Linked DNA regions of Homo sapiens: region 2 is linked to region 1. The links are chromatin contacts, found by Hi-C in ENCODE. All regions are on one chromosome and are shown on one strand. The core of a region is the stretch at or near the end of the contact, and the rest is flanking DNA. Distances in the headings are between cores, read along the strand shown.

What was found. A loop is a pair of places that touch in the nucleus more often than their neighbours do. Pooled maps may share reads with other maps.
Region 2: a map of endothelial cell of umbilical vein shows a loop between it and region 1 (2.8-fold over the local background). The contact joins two enhancer-like sites. A Hi-C loop is called at or near these places in 8 of 168 maps with a recorded cell type or tissue (PC-3, aorta, ascending aorta and 4 more) and 7 of 50 pooled maps.

Annotation. Positions count from the first base shown.
Region 1 is chr2:33,289,914-33,293,202 of GRCh38, reverse strand. LTBP1 (latent transforming growth factor beta binding protein 1) reads right to left here. Exons shown (of 34, transcript NM_206943.4): 20 at 1-43. Among named protein-coding and RNA genes, the nearest start is that of MIR4430, 130 kb to the left of the region's middle. Within about 2 kb of position 1,587, at least 4 of the 41 ENCODE cell types and tissues checked have a DNase peak (open chromatin) inside an H3K27ac peak, as active enhancers do; they include ascending aorta and endothelial cell of umbilical vein, where a contact is called at or near this core.
Region 2 is chr2:33,365,090-33,368,385 of GRCh38, reverse strand. LTBP1 (latent transforming growth factor beta binding protein 1) reads right to left here. Exons shown (of 34, transcript NM_206943.4): 31 at 2,883-3,053. Among named protein-coding and RNA genes, the nearest start is that of MIR4430, 52 kb to the left of the region's middle. Within about 2 kb of position 1,770, at least 6 of the 41 ENCODE cell types and tissues checked have a DNase peak (open chromatin) inside an H3K27ac peak, as active enhancers do; they include ascending aorta and endothelial cell of umbilical vein, where a contact is called at or near this core.

The DNA of each region.
Region 1 (3,289 bases), core at 338-2,837:
TCACCATTTGCGCAGACGTTTGGTTCCAGGCACTCGTCCACATCTTGAAGAATGTTGCGTAATGGAAAGAACAAAAAAAGAAGAAAAAGAAAACATGGATAAAGTTAAATTTGGTTAGAAATGGAAACAGTAGACCTTCAGAAGACCAGGCAGATTCTTAAAGATAAACTTTCAAATTAGCCCAAAGGAGAAAAAGCAGCTTGTCGTGAGCTAAATGGATGACGGTTCTATACTTTAACTTACCTTCTGAAAGTAACTCGGAACCAAATATGCTCTGTGAATAAATTCAAGAAGTAAAGATGGCTTGTTGTAGGGGGGAGGAAGGAAGAGACGGGAGATTTAGTGCAACATCTCTACAAGAAAGCATTTTCCAAAGAACCAAAGATGGGTTGAGGTCTATTTTGGAAATTGATGAATTCAATAGGATGGGAGAGTTCACAAAAGCAAAAGATATGACTCATGACCCAGAGAAATCACAGAGAAGTTTTAACAGAAAGGTGAAAAAGAGTCCAATAAAAAGCTCTAAAATGGCAGTGAATCCATATGATAAAAACCAAGTAATCTAAGGGACAAACACAAGCCTACTGGGCAGTTTGAAGGTAGGGCACACGCTGAAGAGGTAGATAATAATAATAGCACCTAATCTTTATCAAGCACTTGCTACATGTGGGCATTAAAAGCTTTACATACATCATCTCATTTAATCCGAACAAAATCCTTATGGGCCAACCATTTTATGGAGGAAGGAACTGAAGCTTAGAGAAGTTCAATAACCAGCCCAACGCCACATAGAAAATGGTGGTTCTGAGATGTGAACCCAAGCCTATCCTTTTAACCTGACTGTAAGTTTCTGTCACAGGCAAAGTTAAATCTAGTGATAGAAACAGTTAAAGAAAGAGAGAATGTATGAATTGATGTTTGTTTTTATTATTTGCTAACACAGCATTTATATTGAAAATAATCATCTAAAATCTACTTCATTAAAAAATATTAAGTCCCTACTACATATTACTATTTTTCAAAAATAAATAAACATGTAAGTTCTGTGCTCCATTTGAATGGCCCTGGGTAGGTCCACCGTATGTCACAGTGACAGACACTAGTGAGGTATCAATAAGCAAGAACTTAAAGAGGAAAAACTTAAATCACAAAATGCTAAAACTACACATACAATAACACAATTAGGCTTAATCTTATAGGGGTCTATAACATAATCAAAGCATCTTAAGCCTAAGCCAGGCAAACAAGGAGGAAAAGACACGTGACAGCATCTGTTTCACTTTTCAATGCTCACTACACCACGAAAGCAGCAAAGCTTTCTACCCTCTTAAGGCAGTCACAAGCACACTGACAATACAAACCCAGAGTCTAGATTGCATGCATTTGCACTGTATTAAGACTGTATTCTTTCTTACAGTGGAATGCAGAAACGGAGTTGTACTAAAATGTGGCAAACACGTATCTGTGAGTGTGCACACGGGTGTGTTCCCTGCACATACTGAGAAGAGCCAAGGAAATGGCACTGCCTAGGTGCTCTGCGTTGCTTTCACAAAATATCACTAATTATGGTGAGCTGACTCTAGTCCACGATAACAAAAATAGCACTTCCAGACTGACTCATTAACCACCCTTTCCTTGGTTGTGGGAATCCACTTCTGTAAACACTGAAGGCAAACAACTTGAAAGAAGAAGCCAAGCATTGGAGCCAAAGTAAATAATGGGAATGAGCCTAGACACCAGGCATAGAAATTCCAGACAGCAACAGGAAAATGTCATGTTTAGTATCTGGTTTTGTTTCAAAAATGTTAACAAGCTCAGAAATGTATGGATTGCTCTCTTTAATTATTCATGCACCAGGGAAAGTGATTTATAAGGCTGTAGAATATAACAGCAAAATCAATTTCTAAGACCATACTTTCTCTAGGTAAAGTAAATTAACAGACACTGCAGATTACCATTTAGGAGATACTTATAAAACTTCTATTTTTCTAGGCTACTCATGATTAATGATGAAGCAGAATGCCTTGAAATATCTAGGGTAGCCTGATGTGTTTATTCTTTCTTTACTTATTATAGACATAATTGCATGGAACCAGAATTCTGTCAAGCCAATCACCGTAGATAGAACAGTTTGAACTGAAAGTACATTGCCTTAATGAGACTATGCTCCTGAGAAAATAGCAAGACAGTAAAATATCACTAAAGAATCTCTACAAAGAAGGAAGGTCTCCAGAGAGGAACCACACGTAAAAACACTTGGTGGATGCAAATGGTGTAAAATTAATTCAGCATTATATCGTTGGCCCAGATTTCTCTCCTAAACTGTAGAAGCATGCATCCAGCTGGTAAGTCTACTGGACATCTCCTTGATGTCCCCCAGGTACCTCTGAGTCTTTATGGCCAAAACTGACCCCTCCTCTGTCTTTTCTTTATGTTATTTTTCACACCAATATCTAGTACCATTATCTACTCAAATGCCCAAGTCAGAAACCTGAGTCCTTATTTTTACTCTCCCTCTTTCCTCACATTGTTATTGCCCAGGCATACCAATCTGCCCTTCAAATATCTCTCAAATCACCTACTTTCATTCTTTCTCACCCGAGTTACTGCCACAGTCTTTTAATTTGTTTGTCTAAGACTTGGCTTCTCTAATCCATTATCCAGCTTGCAGACAGAATAAACTTTTTTCTAAAATACAAATCTGATAAATGGTGTTGGCTCCTCTACTTTAAAAACCTTCCATGACTTTCAGTGTTCTTCAGTTTAGTCAAGGACACAAACTTGTGGGGCCCTGGGTGGTAATGATAGCAGAAGGCTTGGCCCCCACAGTTCTAGCTTCCAACCCTTGGGAAGATCTCCCATCAATGCCATAAGAAGTGCTATGCTTTGAAAATGGTTTGTCCCTGCTAAAACTCATGTTGAGGCTTGGTTGTCAAGGTGGCAGCATAGGGAAGTCGTGCTTTTAAGAGGTGATTAGTTCATTAAGATAGATGAATGTCTTTCTCTCGAGACTGGGTTAGTTCTCGTGGGAATGAAATTGTTCCCAAGAGAGTGGATTGTTATAAAGTGAGGTTGCCTCTGTGTTTTGCTCTCTTTGCATGCACTTGCTTCACCTGCCACTTCTCCAGCATATTAAGACGCAGCACAAGGCTCTCACCAGAAGTGGCCATCTGATCTTGAATTTGCCAGTCTCCAGAACCATGAGCTAAATCAATAAACCTCTCTTCTTCATAAATGACCTAGTCTCAAGGTGTTCCGTTACAGCAACACAAAATGGGTTATGAAGGAA
Region 2 (3,296 bases), core at 521-3,020, 75 kb before region 1:
TAGAATCAACCTAAGTATCCACCAATGGAGGAATGGATAAAGACATTCCCTTTGGGTAGGTACCCAGTTAGTGGGATCGCCGGGTAGTTCTATTTTTAGTTCTTTGAGAAATCTCCATACTGTTTTCCATAAAGGCTGTACTAATTTAAATTCAAATGATGTAACTTCTTTTTTTTTTTGAGACAGAGTCTCGCTCTGTCGCCCAGGCTGGAGTGCAGTGGCGCGATCTCGGCTCACTGCAACCTCCACCTCCCAGGTTCAAGCTATTCTCCTGCCTCAGCCTCCTGAGTAGCTGAGATTACAGGCATGCGCCACCAGGCCCGGCTATTTTTTAGTAGAGACAGGGTTTCACTGTGTTAGCCAGTATGGTCTTGATCTTTCCTGACCTCATGATCCGCCCGCCTCGGCCTCCCAAAGTGCTGTGATTACAGGCATGAGCCACCGCGCACGGCCAAAAGATGGTAATTTTTAAACAGCTGCATGGAATCTGTTTTATAGATGTACATGATTTATTTAGCCATCTCTTGTGCTGGGCATTTGTTTTTCTTCCTCCCCTAACCTTTCCCTGCCCCATCTTGCCCCAGTCCTGATTTTCCTTTTATAAACAATGCTGCAATGAACCTCCACATATGCACCTGTAGGAATGCCTCAGTAAGAAAATTTCTTTATCCATGTAATACCACTAAGCCGTAACCAAGAATAAAATCGTGTGTTTTACAGCAACATGGGCGGAACTGGAGGTCACTATCCTAATTGAAATTACTCAGAAGCAGAAAGTCAAATACTGAACGTTCTCACTTATAAATGGTAGCTAAACAATGGGTACACATGGACATATGGAATGGAGTAATACACACTGGAGACTCCAAAATGTGGGAGTCTGGAAGTGGGGTAAGGGTTGAAAAATTACCTATTGGGCACAGTGTTCGCTATTGTTAAGGGTACACAAAAAACACAGACTTTATTTACCACTATGGAATACTTGCAGGTAAGAAATCTACACTTGCACCCCTAAATATATCAATATAAAAAAATTTTAAGTTCTAACTTTCATCTATTTTAAGAGATCCTAGATTGTAAAATGTATCTTGATATAACAGATGTTAAAAATTGGGAAAAATAACCCGTGGACATTGTTATATGTCATAATTATCAGATGACCCCAATCTCAGGGATGCTGAAGTGCAAAATAACAAGCAAAGTGTAGCTTAGATTGATGACATAGACTTCAGTTATAAATACTCTGTTGGATATAAATATATTAATATACAGCAATAACTAATATCAATATATAATGATAATTAATATATAAGAAAATGCTAGGATGATAAAAACCCAACTGTCAAAAGTGAGTGTCTTTAAGGAGCAGAGTTCAACTGTGATGGGGTAGGTGGAGGGGAATATAACCTCTTTGATTATTTTAATACTTTAGGAGGAATACATGTGATTTTTGGAAAAAAATTAGACAATATAAAACCACTGCATAAATAAAAAAGATTTGAGGTAGTATAGCATTGTGAGAAAATGACTCAAAAGCCTCACTGAACTCACATTAACTTAGTGATTTCACTTTTATCTCCCCGTGGCATCTGCTTCCAGGGCCCGAAACAACCAGTAAAGCTAGTAATTACCCCCTGCTCTACCTACATCCTCCCAGCCCTTGCAACAACCCAACAGGACAGATGTAGACGCCTCCGTTTTACAAATGAGCTGTACAGGGTGAAGTTATTTTCCCCTTGTCATGCAGCTGCTATGGCAGTGCTGGATTCCAGACTCAGTGCCAACTGGCCCCAGACCTGCCCTCTTTCCAATTCTGGGCTGCTATCATTGCCATCTAGTGCTTTGTGTATTTGCTCTTTATCCTTGGCTATTCATTTTCTTCTTACGGGAATTCCCAATTATTTTCTCTTTCATGCTACGTTGGTTTTAAGTTATTTCTAAGCTGCAAAGCTAATTTTCTAAAGAGCTTGAAAGAAATATTCTAATTGAATTAACTAAAAATTAATGCATTTCCTCTTTTCAAGCAATTTTTCCCCTCTCGACCATTCTGAGAATATATTCATAATAAACTCCTTTGCTTTCTACTTGCACATGATCTTTCTAGCTTTAACAAGTCAACTTTACAAAAGGATATACTGGACACTTTCGAGTGCTTTCCTTTAATGAGAAGGTGCTATGATGGTAAAAAAGGGAAATTAGCAATCAGTGCACAACTCAACGGTCACCAAACAGCCTAGCCAGGAAGCACAAAGCCAGCACCTTCCAGGCCTCCTCCAAACTGGGAGAGGGGATGAAACTGGGAGCTTAGCCTGTCTCATCTTTTCCATTTGACCAAAGGTTTAAACCCAGATAGATCTAGAACTTGAAAGGAAAGGAGATTTGTTGAAATACTTCTTCAATTACTTTCTGTACTTTTCCCTTTTTGTTGTAACCCGTTTCTTATATCTCCACATACAGAGATTGACATGAAAATTTGGACTTTGACCTAGAATGATTTTCTACCGTCTCTAATACACATTTTGGTCTAAGTAGAAACTGTTAGGAATGAGAAGAATTGTAGTAAAAAATGAACTGCCAGGAAATATAAATTCTAAGCCTATGCCACTGATTGCTAAGTTATGTTTTTTTGGGTCATTTATCATTCATTGGGGTAATGGAATGAGAGTTTCAAAAATTAACGACAGGGTCGGGAGTAGAGGTAAACCAGGAGCCAAATGTTTATGCAGTTCTGCCCTACACACACACACACACACACACACGGGATGAAAGTAAGATATCAGGAGTGAAGGCAAAGATACAGAAGAGAAATGTCAGGCTACAAAGGAGGTGAGATGAACTTGTCCCCAAAGGCCTCCTGCAGAAGGAATTGGATATGGGCTCACCTGAATCCTTCAGGGGGCAGAGGGCACACTGCATGCCCCAGGCCTCTCCATACAGACAGCAGCACTCAGTGTACGTTGTCTGCTTGCCCACAAGAGGCCGGCTACACACGTATTCATCACTCAGATGTTCCCAGCACAAATCTTGGTAGACATCAGTTTCTTCTATTTGTTCTGAAAGGGAAGACATAGTTCCATGAAAATCGCACAGTTATTCCTATTTATAAACACTGTGTTGGAAGCCAGCAAGTCTCAAAGTTTCCATCTCTATTTCTAAGAGTGACTTCCAAGTAAAAGTCTGAATCCAGTCTGGTCTTTCAATGGATCAATTCTCTGTCATCTCCAACTGGGTGTCATTCCATCAGTTGAAATTCCAGCTGCCCATCCGGTCCCGACACAATAGTTCTCTATAGCTTC